2 separate regions of the Homo sapiens genome follow, and region 2 is linked to region 1. A link is a loop called in an ENCODE intact Hi-C map of the cell type or tissue named here. Cell type or tissue: mammary epithelial cell. All regions are shown on one strand. Region 1 overlaps CFAP20DC-DT (CFAP20DC divergent transcript). Region 2 overlaps CFAP20DC-DT (CFAP20DC divergent transcript).

Evidence for each region. Peaks named below come from ENCODE experiments on the same cell type or tissue, not always from the same donor. Only the 100,000 strongest peaks of a DNase experiment are listed, where the experiment ranks them.
Region 2: it touches region 1 in a loop (4-fold over the local background); 1 of 110 quality-filtered maps calls a loop at or near these places.

What each region holds. Positions count from the first base shown.
Region 1 is chr3:59,189,833-59,194,832 of GRCh38, forward strand. The region is part of intron 4 of CFAP20DC-DT (CFAP20DC divergent transcript); the gene reads left to right. Among named protein-coding and RNA genes, the nearest start is that of CFAP20DC-DT, 110 kb to the left of the region's middle. In mammary epithelial cell, no CTCF peak of the experiment used is centred here; a DNase peak (open chromatin) is centred at 2,759; H3K27ac peaks cover 1,973 bases.
Region 2 is chr3:59,098,910-59,103,909 of GRCh38, forward strand. The region is part of intron 2 of CFAP20DC-DT (CFAP20DC divergent transcript); the gene reads left to right. Among named protein-coding and RNA genes, the nearest start is that of CFAP20DC-DT, 15 kb to the left of the region's middle. In mammary epithelial cell, no CTCF peak of the experiment used is centred here; a DNase peak (open chromatin) is centred at 2,672; H3K27ac peaks cover 1,229 bases.

The sequences.
Region 1 (5,000 bases):
AGGGCCAGTCTCATTCCCATAGTGCCGCCGCAATAGCCCTGAGTCTGTTTCCAGGAGGTGGATCAGCTGGCCTTGAAAACTTGCCCCAGGCTACCTGCCTCCCAGCTGCAAAAGAAAAAGCCTTGGTTCTTCCCCTGCCTGTGGAGTGTGCACACCAGATTCTCACCCTACTTCGAGTTCTGGCCAGGAGGCTTCTCACCCCGTTGAAATTGTTACAAAGTTCAGCTGGAGATTTCCTTCTCCCTGGTGTTCCTTGCCCACTCCTCTGGCCACCCTCCCAGTGGATCCTTCTGGTGCCAGAAAGGAATGGCCTGCTTGGGGACACAGTGAGCTCCCAGGGCCTTCCTGCTGCTTCCTCTACCCCTGTACTTTGCTCGGCTCTTTAAATTGACTCAGTTCCAGGTAAGGTCAGAAACTTCTCCCGCAAACAGACCTTCAGTTTCTCCAGTGGGGGTGTGTGTTCGGGAGAGGAGGCTCTCCCTTTCCCACTTCTGCAGTTGGGACACTCACAGTATTTGAGGTTTCTCCCAGGTCCTGCAGGAGCAGTCTGCTTCCTTCAGAGGGTCTGTGGGTCCACTTGGGATTGCTGGTTTGTTCTTCCAGTCGATCTGGAGCTAAAATTCACAATGTGAGCCTTCGCACGCTGCTCTGTCCATCCACATCGGAGCTGCCTATCCACAATTCTTAGCAAATGGCACATAGTTAGTGCTCTGAATAGGACACAGTCAGTTCATTGAATTGAGTGCTGCAAGCTTAAAGCATTTCTTAGCCTTTTGATATAAAACATGATTTTCTCCTAAGTGAAAATGGCATTCATTTTACAAAAACATATTGAGCATCTACTATAACCCTGGCATTGTTTTAGGTGCTGTGAATATGGCAATTAACAAAATACTTAAAAATTCCTATCTTCAAAAAAGCCACTGGACATTTCTAACCGATCCTGGTTTCCTTTGGAAACCAGAGTTAAGGTGCAACCTAGTATTGTTGTCTAAATAACCATCGTTAATAAGTTATTATCCTGCAATAATTTGTGGATTAGCAGTCAGGCATTATAATCACATTATAATCATTTTTGTTAAATATGATGATATTTTAAGCATTTAAATTTATATAATCATTAATCTTCTATATGTGCACTGTCCAGTAAGGTAGCCACTGGTCACATGTAGCTATTGAGCACTTGGAATGTGAGTAGTCTGAAATGAGATGTTTCTTAAGTGTAAAACACATACTAGATTTCAAAGATTTATTTTAAGAAAGTAATATAAAATATCTCTTAATTTTACATTGATTTTATGTTCAATAATATTTTGAATATATTGAATTAAATGAAACATTAATAAAATTAGTTTCTGCTCTTTCCTTTTATTTGTATTTATGGGATCATAAGAAAGTTTGGTCCCTATATACCTTACATTATATTTCTGTTGGGCAGTATTCTTCTAGATACCTCCTTTATACTTAGCTGGTGTTTCTCAAATATGGTTTTTAGTAGACAGGAAGACAGATTTAAGTAAAGGTTTAAAGTTTATCGTTGTATTCACAGAGTCTTTAATATGTTACTTAGAAATGCGAATTTTCATGAAGATAGGAATTGTTCACAGTGTTTCCCAGATCACTTTTACTAGGAGCCCTCTTGGAACACCCTTTGCTAATATCCAAGTAAAGTGATGCACTGTGCTGCTCATCTAGGAACTTGGCACAAAGGCACTGATGGCAGAAGAGGTTTTAATTCACAAGGCCAGGCTTCCATTCATTTTCTGGATTTTTCCTTGTTTTTCTAAATAAAATCAACACTGATAGGTTTTAAAATGTAATTGTATTGCTTAAATATAATTCACCAAATCTTGAAAAGTTTGATTAAAAAAAAATTGAGATCCACTGGATTTACCAAAATGATTCATTTAAAAAATAAGTACTTGTAATGGGCTTGTCCGTTTGGGTGGTGACACAGAGAGAAATCCAGTGATGAATGGCGTAGAATTACTAGTTGATAAGTCATATTTTGACAGAAGAATATACCACTTAAAGGACCTACACTCTGGGAAATGATAAATTCCAGAAAGCAATTGAGCTGGGAGTTACTCCAGTGATAAATGCTACCATTTATTATATTCAGAAGTCCTTGTTATAAAGGCATCCAGGAGATATCTAGGTGTAAGCCACAGTGTCATAAGCCTCAAATGAGCTTTCTGTTAGTCCACCTATTCCAGAGTGTGAGTCTCTCCTCTGAAGACATCAATCTCACACTTGGAACAACAGAATCGCAGCTCTGTGCTTTGAGTAACTCAAAATGGTTCTCAGGCCTTCACCCAGACATTTCCCCCAGCACAAAATCCATTGGTTATACATCCCAGGGAAATGCCACATTGTTGACATTTTGGTAAAAACTACATGGTCTTTCTGTTAACATGACTTCTGACAGAAACTAAATAGAGTAGAATCTGTCCATTCTAATAATTCACCAAAGATAGCCATTCCCCATAGAGAGAGAAAAGACAATTGCTATGTTAAAGGCCCCTGTTTGATCTCTCCTTGTGTTGTCAAGATTTTGTAATGGAAATGAAAAAATATGTAATTCCTTCCTTCCAATTTTATTTTTTTGTCCTTTGTGGCAGCAAGCTTACCAACTAGGAATAAAGAAAGGAAAATCTAAGAAAGCAAGACTGGAGAAGCTGAGTAAGTGAGATCTTCTTGCCAAAGGTTGTATCTGGGTGATTCATCCAAATTAAATGTGGTAGAGTTGATCTGATTGTTGGGTCTACTTAATGGCAAGTTTCTGCAAAGTCAGTTGACTCAACATAGCAATGAGCTGAATTGACCTTAAACCAGATCAAACCCAGTAAATTAGCTATCCTTTGGTCCTCTGTTTTCCAGTCATAACAACATAGTCATAAATCAGATAAACAACCATCCAACTGACAAACAAAAATCAGAACAGAGTATAAAATGAATACCTATAATTGAAATACTCATTTCCCATTAGGTGTTCATGCAATAAATCAAAATAACTTTTGTTTTCTCTTTTGATTTTGTTAATGTACTAGTGATGCCCTGGTATGGACTTGTAGATACTGAGAACTTATTTGCAAGGTTGCACTGAAATTTTATTCTAAAAAAGTATTGGCTTGGCCAGGCGTGGTGGCTCATGCCTGTAATCCCAGCACTTTGGGAGGCCGAGGCGGGCAGATGATGAGGTCAGGAGTTTGAGACCAGCCTGACCAACATGGTGAAACTCCATCTCTACTAAAAATACAAAAATTAGCCAGGTGTGGTGGCTCGCACCTGTAATCCCAGCTACTCAAGAGGCTGAGGCAGGAGAATCGCTTGAACCCGGGAGGCTGAGGTTGCAGTGAGCTGTGATCGTGCCACTGCACTCCAGCCTGGGCAAAAGAGTGAGACTCTTTCTAAAAAAAAAAAAAAAAAAATTGGCTTGGCGTGAAGCCTGTCCTTTCCTCATACTTATATGTGTGCTTCTGTACACATGTAAGTGTGTATACAGATCCACTGGATGAAAATTACAAAATGCCAGCTTATAATCTAACTCCATTATGATAAGCTTGATCTAAGATGACACTGGGAAAGACATTTTTGAGTGTTTTTAATACCAAATGATATGTCTCACTGTAGAAACTTTAGAATTGTAAATAGGCAAATTAAGGGAATAATTAACTGTAATTTCACCACCCAGATAGAACCCCACTACAATGGTAACGTATATCTTTCCAGATGTTTCCCTTACATTAGAATATGAGATTATACCATAAAGACTGGTTTTCCTTTTTTCTTTTTTTTTTTTGAGATGGAGTCTCGCTCTGTGGCCCAGGCTGGAGTGCAGTGGCCCAATCTTGGCTCACTGCAAGCTCCGCCTCCTGGGTTCATACCATTCTCCTGCCTCAGCCTCCTGAGTAGCTGGGACTACAGGCGCCCGCCACCACTCCCGGCTAATTTTTTTGTATTTTTAGTAGAGAAGGGGTTTCACAGTGTTAGCCAGGATGGTCTCGATCTCCTGACCTCCGTGACCCTCCTGCCTCAGCCTCCCAAAGTGCTGGGATTACAGGCGTGAGCCACCGTGCCCGGCCTGATTTTCTAAACTGTGTTTATAATATAATTATTTCTTTTATCTTTTCTTTTTAATATATGTAATAAAATTGATGGATGTATACTTTTCTATACCATGTATAGACCAGTTTTATTTAACCAATTCCCTGTTGTTCTGTGATTGTTCCCAAATGTTTGCTCTTATAGGCAATGATTCAGGGAATATCCTTGAACATGTGTTTGTTGACTTGCTCAGTTATTCCTCTAGATAGATTTCTAAAACTAGAATAGATGAGTCAAGGAGAAAGTACACTAAAATTTTTTTGATACATTTTGCCAAATTGCCTTTCAGAAATGGTGTGCCTGTCAGTACACAATTCATTGAGTATTCAGTATGCACTATAAGAGTGAAGGAGGCATATAAATTCCTGATGCTAGGAAACTGACAAGCTAAGAGGACAATGTTTAGCTATAAAAACCTTTTGAAGAGCGAATTGTTACAATTTAGCAGCAAAATAACTTTACCTAAGCAATGCATTTGTAAAAAGCACATTTAAAATGTATTTATTTTAAAATATTTTAAAAATAAGCATTTAAAAATAGTTCTCTTTAAGTAAGTCTGATTTTTGGTCCTACTTAGTGACACATTTCTGCAAAGTAAATGGACTTAGTACAGCAGTATCTGTATTGATCATTAAACCAGGCCAAACCCATGAACTTGACTATTCTTTTATCTTGTTTGCCAGTCATAAACACAAAATGTGTAACTAGAAAAATGCACAAATTATCAATGTATGGAAGACAAGCAGCACCTCAGAAGCCCCTCTCAGGCCTTTGTTCAGTTGCTATCTCCTCACTTATCAAAGATCATCATGACTCGCTAGTGTCACATAAGACTTATTAAATAAATGTGTATGCGTTTCTCCTGTTAATCTTACTTGTGTCACCTTAATTCT
Region 2 (5,000 bases), 91 kb before region 1:
CAACCTTTCTCTCTGGCTGCCCTTAACATTTTTTCCTTCTTTTCAACCTTGGAGAATCTGACAATTATGTGTCTTGGGGTTGCTCTTCTTGAGGAGTATCTTATTGGTGTTCTCTGTATTTCCTGAATTTGAATGTTGGCCTGTCTTGCTAGGTTGGGTAAGTTCTCCTGGATAATATCCTGAAGTGTGTTCTCCAACTTTGTTCCATTCTCCCCATCACTTTCAGGTACACCAATCAGTCTTAGGTTTGGTCTTTTCACATAGTCCCATATTTCTTGGAGGCTTTGTTTGTTCCTTTTCATTCATTTTTCTCTAATCTTATCTTCATGTCTTATTTCAGTAAGGTGATCTTCAATTTCTGATATCCTTTCTTCCACTCGATCGATTTGGCTATTGATACTTGTGTATACTTCATGAAGTTCTTGTGCTGTATTTTTCAGCTTCATCTAGTGATTTAAAATTATTCCTCTCTAAACTGGTTATTTTAGTTAGCACTTCTTGTAACCTTTTTATCGAGGTTCTTAGCTTCCTTGCATTGGGTTAGAACATGCTCCTTTAGCTCAGAGGAATTTGTTGTTACCCACCTTCTGAAGCCTACTTCTGTCAATTTGTCAGTGTCATTCTCCATCCAGTTTTGTGCTCTTGCTGGAGAGGAGTTATGATCATTGGGAGGAGAAGAGGCATTCTGGTTTTTGGAATTTTCAGCATTTTTGCACTGGTTTTTCTTCATCTTCATGGATTTATCTGCCTTTGATCTTTGAGGCTGAAGACCTTTGGATGGGGTTTTTGTGTGGGGGTATTTTTTTGTTGATGTTGACGTTGTTTTCTGTTTGTTAGTTTTTCCTCTAACAGTAAGGTCCCTCTTCTGCAGGTCTGCTGCAGTTTGCTAGAGGTCCACTCCAGACCCTGTTTGCCTGGGTGTCACCAGTGGCGGCTGCGGAACAGGAAAGATTGCTGCCTGCCCCTTCCTCTGGAAGCTTTATCCCAGAGGGGCACCAATGTAATGCCAACTGGAGCTCTCCTGTAGGAGGTGTCTGTTAACCTTGTTGGGAGGTCTCTCCCAGTCAGGAGGCACAGGGATCAGGGACCCACTTGAGGAGGCAGTCTGTGCCTTAGCAGAGCTGGTGCGCTGTGCTGGGAGAATCACCCTTGTCAGGATCAGCTGCTGTCTTGAGAGCTGGCAGGCAGGAACAATTAAATCCGTTGAAGCTGTGCCCACAGTTGCCCCTTCCCCCAGGTGCTCTGTCCCAGGGAGATAAGAGTTTTATCTGTAAGCCCCTGACTTGGGCTGCTGTCTTTCCTTCAGAGATGCCCTGCCCAGTGAGGAGGAATCTAGAGAAATAGTCTGGCCACAGCTGCTTTGCCGCACTGTGGGGAATTCTGCCCAGTCCTAACCTCCCAGCCTCCTTAGCACTCTCAGGAGAAAACCACCTACTAAAACCTCAGTAATGGCAGACTCCCCTCCCCCAACCAAGATTGACTGTCCCAGGTCGACTTCAGACTGCTGTGTTGGCAGTGAGAATTTCAAGCCAGTGTTTCTTAGCTTGCTGGGCTCCATGGGAGTGGGACCTGCTCAGTGAGAACTTGGGTCTCTGGCTTCAGCCGCTTTTTCAGAGGAGTGAATGGTTCTGTCTTGCTAAGGTTCCAGGTGCCACTGGGATATGAAAAAAGCTCCTACAGCTAGCTCAGTGTCTGCCCAAACAGCTACCCAGTTTTGTGCTTGAAACCCATGGCCCTGGTGGTGTAGGCAAACGAGGGAATCTCTTGATCTCCGGATTGCAGAAACCGTGGGAAAAGCATAGTACCCGGGCCAGGTAACACAGACCCTCATGGCTTCCCTTGGCTGGGAAAGGGAGGCCCCCTGCTCCTTGCACTCCTTGAGTAAGGCAACGCCCCACCCTGCTTCTGATTGCTCTCTGTGGGTTGCACCCATTGCCTAACCAGTCCTAATGAGATGAACTGGGTACCTCAGTTGGAAATGTAGAAATCACCTGCCTTAGGCATTGGTCTCCCTGGGAGCTAGAGACCAGAGCAATTCCTATTCAGCCATCTTGGCCCCTCCCCCGCAAGGCCACTCTTAATAAAAGGCAAGGACACTTGTTGGACCTCGGTTAGAGGCCCAGTTTAGGAGGGTTAGAGTCTCTTCTACGATTTAGGGGGTTAGAGGCACCTCTTGGTAAAGTCCCTTTAAGAACAGGTTTTGCACTATGGGGTGCTAACTGCTATTCTCTTTGGATTAATCTGCCTTGTACTCTTTGCTGATGGCTGTGGGTGACAGGCATGGACAGGATTGTGGGACATGAGGAGTTTTTTCCTCCCTAAAAGAGGAAACTTGAGAGGTGATGAGACTGCTGGAAAAAAATCCCTTTACGACAGCAGCTGCAGCTGCCTGAACTTTTCAGTGTCGCCGCAATGTGTGGGTCTTTCTCCTGGCCTCCCTGATCATTTCACCTTCCCCACCCTGCCAACAGGCAATGCTTTTCTTCTCTACTTTTTATTTCCCTTTGTTATCTTTTCTATTACTCAGGGCAACCAACTTGCCCAGAGACCATGTGTTGAAACTCCTAGCCAGAGGTTGGATTAAAGATGACAGGGCCCTTCTGGGGGCAAATTTAAGCCTTGCCAGTCTGATATTGGGTGCTAAGCAGAATGACTAATGTCTATGTTTTATCACATGTATTTTGCTCTGGCCAGAGCAAAAAAAAATTATTCTCCTTTATAATGCGGCTTGGCCCCCAGGGCTATGGTGTCACAAGCTGAATCACTAGGGTTGCTCAGGGAAAGGGAAACCAGAAGCCTGGCATGCTGGCAAAAGGGTAAGAATTTCTTACCAGTCAGATTTCTGGCTGCTCTCTGTGCAGTTGAATGGATGGTAAATAAATAAATAAATAAATAATCAGTGTTTATCTCCTCTGTAAAGTTTTGATTAATGCGAAAAAGAATTCTAAGGCTAGTCTTAAGCTGGTGTATTTTGTGCTATGAATGTGTTTTTCTGTGTCAAGGGGTACTTTAGGTGCAAACACTGGCTTAGAACACTTGTAAGCCCACTTTTCAAGACCACCCAGCAAGCTGGTCCATAACAAACTTGGCTGCAGGTCCCTGAAACAAACGAAAAACTGAATGAAGTCTCCACGTTGTTTTATGTCCTTGGGAGCTTGGCCTTTTAACCAGGTGGTGGTACTTTCTTTTGGTCTCTGTCTTCAGGAAACAGGAATTTTAGGGTTCATGTCAGAGTTAGCTCTAAAAATCCTATCACATAGTTAAAAGCCTCTGCAAGCTCAGGATTCACTACTCTAGATTCCTCGTGGGAAAGGAACTGGAGACTGCCCTGTGCTGTAGTTATGTCTCCTGTTAGCTTTTGAATTTGTTTGCTACTTCTGCCCAGTAGCTGCTAGTACTAGCTGCCTAGTAGCTAATGTTTTGCACTTTCACAGTGGCGGTCTGAGTTCAATTCCCCACCTAGGAAGTAAGTCATTTCTGGTTTAATATCTGTGTGACCTTGTCTATTCTCTTCTCCATGGACTGCCTTAATTTTTTGTTTCTCTAAGCACCTAGGAGGTTACCTTTGGCAAAGTTCAGAAACTAGAAATATTGGCCACTTGGCATGGCCGAAGTCGGGTAATAAGAGATCTGGAAGGATTTCTTTTTTAAAGAGCACCATGGTTAAAAATCAGCTTAATTAAAAGTGGATAAACAAGCTATACATATATTTTAAAGGCCGTTATGTTTTTGTCTCCTTGGAACTTTTTTTTTCTGGAAAAAGGTGTTTCTTCTCTGTCAATTGAATTATTTTTTCTCCAATTTTTTTTTTTTTTTGTCTTGCCACTCTTCAAGCACACATGAGAGACCCTAAGATAACTTCGGGTAGCCTGGGACTCCTTGGGAGAAACAGAGGAGGCGCCACAGACCCCGTTTTGGGGAAAAAAACCCTCTGTTTCCCTCATGAAACCCCAGGAATTAAAAGCAAATAGATCCCTCTAAAACTCAAAGGCACTGTTCTGTTTTGCATTGTGTTATCTAACGGTTTTGAGTTTTGGGGTATCAGAAATTACTTTGCATTATGAGAGAGCTTTCGTGTGTAAGAACTAGGTAGGAAATATACTTTAAGGGATGGCTAATAGTAGTTATGGAGGGATACTTGACTCTTTGTACACTCAGCTCAGACAAGCATGCTCTTGGCCACTTGGGAGATAAGGAAACATCCCCACCCCCCACTGGGAGATGAGACACCCTTGAGGGATAGGCTGATGACAAAATGGGCTGATTGGCTTTGGGTTGCCTTGCAAGAAATGCAGAGTAGAAGCACTGCGCTATCTTCTTCCATAGTATTTCCCTCCTTTTGGGGATCCAGGAACCAGTATAAAATGACACCCTTAATTTTGGGGATCTGTCTGCCTTCAGCTGCTTATTTGCTGCTTATTTGGCCGTAAGAACGCATGCTTTTCTGGCCCTGTTCCTCCAAGGGCTCCATCCTGAAGCCAGTAATTCAATTAAGAAACTGGCAAACGAAAAATCTTACAAGTGCTGAATCTGTCTGTCTGTGTATTTATATGTGTTATATGTTTACATATAAAAGAGCTCTAATTAATTGGCTTAGAAAAATAAGCACTTAAATCAAATATTTTGTCAGAAAAATAGAAACTTTAATGCCTTTTTGTTCATGTAACTTTAGTAATCTTTTGGAAATAGTTTTAAAGATTATTAGTAAAATTATCTTGAAAATGTAGACATTTGGTCTAAATTAACGTCAGATATCAGATTTGCTAAATGCTTTAAGGTTGAACTGTTTATTTGACTTTTGAAAACTGTTTAATTTACCTACCTTAAAGCCATTAGATTCTAGATAGGGCCTGGGAACATGTGGAGTTAGCCTGAGAGTTAGCAGTCAGCTCCTATCTGCACTTCTGCCTGGTGTGTCCTAGGCTAGACTCCCCACCTAGTACACAATTAAAATAGCTTATTAACCAGGGTTTTCACCAAAAATGAAAGTCACTAAAAGT